Linked DNA regions of Homo sapiens: region 1 is linked to region 2. The links are chromatin contacts, found by Hi-C or POLR2A ChIA-PET in ENCODE. All regions are on one chromosome and are shown on one strand. Each heading gives the region's core, a stretch centred on a gene start or an enhancer-like site at or near the end of the contact. The rest is flanking DNA. Distances are from core to core; before and after follow the strand shown. Region 1 holds the start of HEXIM1 (HEXIM P-TEFb complex subunit 1). Region 2 holds the start of RPL27 (ribosomal protein L27).

The links. Hi-C counts contacts between places; a loop is a spot of excess contacts on that map. ChIA-PET counts read pairs that join two places held with the same protein, here RNA polymerase II (POLR2A). Pooled maps may share reads with other maps.
Region 1: a loop to region 2 is called in a pooled map, with 8 times the contacts of the local background. The contact joins the promoter of HEXIM1 here to the promoter of RPL27 in region 2. A Hi-C loop is called at or near these places in 1 of 50 pooled maps. POLR2A ChIA-PET finds 5 or more read pairs at or near these places in 3 of 52 experiments (B cell, activated B cell and activated CD4-positive, alpha-beta T cell).

What each region holds. Positions count from the first base shown.
Region 1 is chr17:45,147,025-45,150,286 of GRCh38, reverse strand. HEXIM1 (HEXIM P-TEFb complex subunit 1) reads right to left here and starts at 1,812. Exons shown (of 1, transcript NM_006460.3): 1 at 1-1,812. The coding sequence starts at 1,096. The coding sequence ends at 17. It overlaps HEXIM2-AS1 (HEXIM2 antisense RNA 1), which reads left to right. Exons shown (of 3, transcript NR_186789.1): 3 at 1-625. RefSeq lists enhancers at 154-709, 1,114-1,223, 1,274-1,323, 1,374-1,423, 1,827-2,709 and 1 more.
Region 2 is chr17:42,996,547-42,999,913 of GRCh38, reverse strand. RPL27 (ribosomal protein L27) reads right to left here and starts at 1,495. Exons shown (of 5, transcript NM_000988.5): 1 at 1,443-1,495; 2 at 1,083-1,165. The coding sequence starts at 1,163. It overlaps LOC124904006 (a long non-coding RNA gene), which reads left to right. Exons shown (of 2, transcript XR_007065759.1): 1 at 1-193; 2 at 528-3,367. RefSeq lists enhancers at 1,034-1,143, 1,214-1,453, 1,464-1,773, 739-1,938.

The sequences.
Region 1 (3,262 bases), core at 563-3,062, 2.2 Mb before region 2:
CCAAAAAAGTTTCAGTCTAGTCTCCAAACTTGGAAAGCGGCGCTCGCTCCTGCTGCCGGTGCAGTTCGTTCTCGGTCAGCAGCTGGAGGTTCTCGGCGCGCAGCCGGTCCAGCTCCAGCTCCAGCTCCCGCACACGCGCGTCGTCGCCACCCAGCCGCTTGCTCTCCAGCCGCAGCCGGTTGTTCTCGTCCTCCATGCGCGAGAGGCACTTCTCCAGTTCCAGGTACTCCTTGATGAGCTCCTGCTTGCTCATGTTCTGCAGGCTCTCCGTGTGGTACCGCTCGTACGTCTCCGAGAAGTCCCGCTGCAGAAACTCGCTGCCGTCCCCTCCCATCCCATCGCTGCCCCCATCCTCCTCACCCCCTTCTTCCATGAAGTCGTCATCGCTGGTGTCGTCGGATTTGGCGGCGGCCCGCTTGGAGTACAGGCCGGTTTTGAGATCCGGCTCCTCCTGGTCGTGATCATCCATGAGGAACTGCGTGGTGTTATAGGGCGCGACCGGCTGGCCCTTGGCGAACATCTCGGCTCGGATCCTTGAAGCTCGAAGGCTCTGTTTCTCGTCGAACTTTTTCTTCTCTTCCCAGGTCAGCTTGTAGTACGGTTTCCAATGCCGCTTCTTCTTGGACGGGCGTCTCCTATGTTTTTTCTTCCCCAGCTGTCTCTGCTGCTGTCCCCACTCCTCTTCGCCCCCTGCGGCAGGAGCCCCCAACTTACTGGCCTCGGAGTCATGACAAGGCTGGGCGAGCAGCTCGGCCTCGGGCGTCGGTTCCACTTCTGCCGGCGGCGGGAAGTCGCCGCCAGCGGACGAGTCGTCCCCATTCTGGCCCTTCTCGCCCTCTCTCAGGCAGCTAGATTCTGGACAGGCCTGGGTCTGCAAGGGAGGTGGTTGGGATTCCAGGCTCCCTTCCCCCTCCGGCCCCGGACGGCCACCCAACTGGGGGAACGCTCTCGATTGCCACCTACTGTCCTCCTCGGGCACCCGCTCCTCCGCGCCTGGGGGGCGCTCAGGGTTCAGCTCTTCCTGGACAGCAGCAGCACCTGTACAGTTGCTAGTTTGAGGCTGGTGTTGATATTCTGACAAGAATGGCTCGGCCATGGCTAGTAGAGTCCTCGAAGTTTAAGAAATTTTGGCTAGTAAGTCCTTAAGGAAAAAAATGGGTTTTTCTTAAAAAAAAGAAAAAGAAAAAAAAAACAGTCCAACAGAGTCCTCTTCAGTTTGTAATTCCTGCAGTGACGCCTTTAGCTAGTCCTTCTATCAGCAAACTCCAACTGCAATCTGGGGAGCTCAAGTCAGTAAAGGGTTAAGCGCCCACAGTGCGGCCAGCTAGCGGGTCCAAGGGGGTGCAGCGGCAGGAACAGTACGTAATGGGCGGAGGTGGGCCTCAAACCTCCAAGCGGAGCACCCCAATAAAGGAGTTGGTGAGCAAGGTGATGAGGGTAAGTCCAGTGCGTGAAACCCAGCCCCGAAGGGGTTAAAACTACCGATGACGCTGCCTCCGAGGGGCCAGATCCACAAAGGGTTAAATCCCCTGCCGCAGAGCCCACAAGGGGTTAAAGTCCCGGCGCCACCTCCTCCCACTTCCACGGGTGTCGCTTCCACCCAAGCTCCCAGTTCCCTAGGCCCGGCCGTAGCCTCAGCAGAGGACAGACAAACTCATCTCCCCTTTGGCTCGATGCTCTGCTCTGCTCAGTTCTCCTCCGCCTCCTCCTCTTTTCCTCCCTCCCTCCTCCCCCTTCCCACAGCTCCTCTTCCGCGTCCTCCCCCGACTTTCCCTCCCAACCTGCCTCTCCACCTGCCAACTTCCAACTGCTGTCTCCCAGTCCTCTGCGCCCCTTTTATATAGAAGCTTTTTCGCCCCGCCCGTGCGCATGCGTAACGGAGTTCCCTTTGCGGGGCGCCGGGAGTCGTAGTTCTTATCTTTCGGGCCCGCCGCCCTCGCGCGCCGTGCGACGTAGCCAATCCCAGGACGCGTAGGGGGCGTCTCCCTGGCCGCCACCTTCCATCGCTTAGACCTCGCTAAAGAAACGCGAGCGGCCATTGGTGAAAAATCACACGACTCGCTGAGGAAGGACGGCCAATCGCAGAGAAGATGGGGCGGGTTCTGGACCGTACCATTCTGTTTCAGGAATACGAGAAGATTCGATGGCCTATGAGAGTCCTCACAGAATATTTTTATGAAAAGGTGCGTTATAAAGGCTATTATCGTATTTTGTTCTCAGCGGAGGGGTTCCGAAGGTTATGAACCTTTATTAACTAACGCAAGAATGGTTTATTCCTAAAAAGTAGTCCCTAAAATGTAAAAGAATTAAATCCTATAAAGAGAGACGTCGGCCCACGGCTGCTAACTCGCGAGTCTTAAGATTATAGAAATGGCTTCAAGGCGGGTGGTGAGTGCCTGAGACTGACACTTGCGGAAGGATATCGCGAGCACATTTTGTAAAGACCGAAGAGCGCATGAAGAAGTAAACAAATGAAGAATAAAAAGTGCCGCCTTAAAGGGACAGTGTGACTGCGTTTAGCGCCGCAGGCTCGCACTAGGCCTCGGAAGACGAAGAGGCGGGTTCGAGTCCCGGTGACGCGACTCCCGGACTGACCTCGGTACCCTTAGCTGAAGGTGGCGGAGTCCCAGCCCCAGCCTGGTCTCAGAAAGCCGCCCCCGCCCCAGGGGCAAATGCAAACTGGTGATTCGCGACCAAGGCTCTTCCCTGGGCCGAGATCGGAAAGCCGGGGCCGGGGGCGGGCGGGGGAGTGGAGGGGGAAGCGGGGGAAGGCCACGCCCCCACGCCTCAGCTTCTGTCGAAGAAAATGGCCTCCTGGGGCCGATTTGGTCTTTTCACTTCCGACCGAGATCATTTCCTGAGCCGGGACAGAGGAGGTCCGGGACAGCCATGAGGCTGTTTGTTGGGAAGAGTTCGGAATGATTAATGAGTTGAAATCATCAGCCCTGGCTATCCGAGAGGGAAGCAGGTCTCACCCGCAGAGGCCCTTCCTCATCAGTGGGCGCTGGGCAAGACTGGGAGGGAAGCATGGAGGAGGCCTTGCTCCGAAACTTGCTGCAGGGGATTCTGGCGCAGGGCTGGGGGGGCCGATTCCCCCGGGGGCGTAGTTTCTCAGAGAGAAATTCTCTAGACCCAAGCCCCCAGCCCTCCATAAACAGGGACTGAGAGGACCCAGAGAACCCTCCATACCAGTCACTGAGGCCTAAAATCTTGGCGCCCTTTCCACTTCTCCTTCGCCACACACCCAGTGACCCTTTCTTCT
Region 2 (3,367 bases), core at 246-2,745:
ATTTGTTATTCACTGAGGGCCTATTTAGGCCCTGTGTTAGAGGTAGTGCAGTGTCCAAAAAATATTTCCACCCTCAGGTCTCCAAGATCCACCATTATAAAGAGAAAAATCACAGAAAGCTATGAGAAATGACCAAAGAGAAACAGAACAGTGTTTATCTCCATCAGGAAGCATCTGGAACGGCTTACTAGAGGTAAGAGATTTAAAAGTAGCAACAGTTAACATTTAAGAAGTACTTGCTATATGCCAAGCACTGCTCACAGGACTTGGTATCTATTCACTTGCTCCACTGCTAGTGAAGTGTACAGCCAAGGTTAAGACACCACAGCCTAACTCCAGAGATCAGTCTCAGGAGATGGGAGAGGGGAATCCAGGGGTACTCCAGTGTCCCCACAACAACAAAACGCAGTGGTGTATGTGGCCAGAGCCTAGGGAACTCTCTCAAGAAGCTACAAAATCATGGATAAGAGGAAAACAGTGAGGGGCTATGTGACCTTTCTAAAAGCAATTTCCTCCTCTTCTTACAGATTCCCAGCTGCAGCACTTCAGGTAAATAACAGAACACCTCCAAACCTTAGCAACAGGAAGGAACCCCCTATAGCTGGGGATGGTGGCACGCACCTGTAGTCCCAGCCACTCGAGAGGCTGAGATGGGAGACTCGCTTGAGCCCGGGAGGTCGAGGCTGCAGTGATCACGCCACTGCACTTAGCCTGGACAGAGATCCCGTCTCAAAAAAAAAAAAAAGAAAAGAAAAGAAAAGGAATCCCCTATGATTACTTCAAGGACTGCACATGACAATACCTGAAAGGCAGTGGGAGCACATAGCAAGCGTGCAATGTCAGCCACTATTACTATATATTTAAAGCCTCTGGTGGAGAAGGCTTTATGCGTTGGGAGCCCAATTCAGCTCACATTTGCTTTTACTGTGCTTCTTCCTCTCTCAAAAACTCTCCCACGTTCACCCTGACCGTGCTCACTGGCTACTGCCCCAGAAACAGGCCTTGAATTCCAAGCCTGCCCGCCCCGCCGCAGCCAGCCTGGTCCCGGCATGCAAGGACGCAGAGTCCCGCGAGGCTGATACCTTCACGATGACAGCTTTGCGTCCGGAGTAGCGTCCAGCCAGGACAAGCACCACCTTCCCAGGTTTCATGAACTTGCCCATTTCTGCAGAGAGCAAGGAGAAAGGGCCACTTAAAAATCCGTAAAGCCAAAGATGCCCAGAGCTGACTCCTGCCAGCAAGCCCAGGTCTTGGGCCGGAACTTCAGACTGTGTTCACTGTCGCCTTGGTCAAGGCCGCCCGAGGGCCCTGCTCGCAGGACAGGATCGGATACGTAGCCGCCAGAGACCTAGGGAAGGAATGCACCCGGCGCCGCCCGGACCTTCGACCCCCAAGCCGCGGATGGCAGCGGATTGAAAGATTCAACCCAAGCTTCTACTTACCGGCAGCAACCACCCGGCCCTACCAGCAAAAAGGAAAGAAGGACACTTCCGCTAACCTTTCACCCCGGTGAGGAGTGACCTCACTTCCTGTCCCGCCCTTCAGGCTTTGCCACGCTGATTGTGTGGTGCTGAGTCTCGTGTTGCGGGCGGAAGAAGCTCATGAGGGAAACGCAGGGCGCGGCAGCTCAAGTATTCGAATGAAACTTTATTAGCAGCTCCAGCAGTAGACAAGAGCAAAGGAGACTCCTCCCGGCCGACGGAAGAGCTGGGAGGGCGACTGTGCTGTGCGCTCTGGACTCAGCAGCTAGGCTTTGTTGTAGTTCCTTTCTCTGGCGCTAGGAGGGGGAACACAATCTGAAATTTACTTTTTCTCTTGGGAGACACAGGGAAAAAAATAGGGCATTTATTGGTGCCTGTCGGGGGCACTGTTAGCTAAAGAGGGAGGGACAAAGATCAGTAAGGGTGGCTGGTCCGATAGTAGTGGGTTATCAGAACTTATCAACGTTAGGGTCACTAAAGTTGGTATACAACCCCCCACTGCTAAATTTGGTTTTAAAAAAACAAACAAAAAGGATATTTACCCCCAACAGTTAAAGTCTAGTGGTGTCACTGACATTACCAACTAGAATAAGCATGAGGGAGGTAGAGGAGAAGAATGGCAGCTGCTTACCCTGTGCCAGGTCAGGTTAATCTATTTATGCACATCATCTGATTTGGTCATCATAACACTAAGAAATAGATACTATTATCTCCATTCTAGAGTCGAGGAAACTGGCTTAGAGAGATTTGCCCGAAGTCTATAGTGGTTAAATAGTGGAGCTGGGGCTCAGCCTCAAGCAGTTCAACTCCTGAACCCATACTGTTTACCATGTCACCATCCTGAGCAGCGATTCTCTCCCAGGCAAGATGTGAGCACTTTATACAAGCCGGCAGCCTGTTTAATCCTCACAACTCTGCATCTTGGGCATTCTCCTCCCATTTAGACATGAGGAAATTGCAATTCAGAGAGGATAAATTGCTTGTCTGAGGTTAATCCTAATCAGTGGCATAGATGGGATTCAAATCTAGGTCTGAATCTAGGTCTAGTTGGCTCTCAAACTGAATTATTTCCCATCACTCACCAGAAGAGTGTTTTCACATGGTACCTTATGTGCTTTCCGAGTTTAAGGGAAAGATAAACTATCTCACAGTTTTTGCTTATCTGAACCTATAGGATTTGTCTTGGGCAAGATGTGGAACAACCAGGATTTCATCAGTTCTCTCCTGAAGCTCTCCAGTGATACAATTTTCCCTGTATCCCTCAGGATCCCATTGCAATGGCTTTTGTTTTGTTTTTTGAGACAGGGTCTCGCTCTGTCACCCAGGCTGAATGGTGTGTAGCACAATCATGGCTCACTGTAGCCTCAACCTCCTGGGCTCGTGATCCCCCCACCTCAGCCTCCTGAGTAGCTAGGACTTCAGGTATGTGCCACCATGCCCGTGTAATTTGAAGAAAAAAACAAAAACAAAATCAAAGAACTTTTTTTTGGTAGAGATGGGGACTCACTATATTGCCCAGGCTGGTCTCAAAAACTTCTGGGATTAAGTGATCCTCCTACCTGAGCCTCCCAAAGTGTTGGGATTACAGGCGACGCAGCACCGTGCCCGGCCCCATTACAATTTTTTTTTTTTTCAGACGGAGTCTCATTTTGTCACCCAGGCTGGAGTGCAGTGGCGCGATCTCAGCTCACTGCAACCTCCACCTCCCGGGTTCAAGCGATTCTCCTGCCTCAGCCTCCTAAGTAGCTGGGACTATAGGCTCCTGCCACCACACCCGGCTAATTTTTATATTTTTTGTAGAGATGGAGTTTCGCCATGTTGGCCAGGCTGGTCTCGAACTCCCAGCCTCAAGTGATCCGCTTGCCTCGAACTCCCAAAGTGCTGGG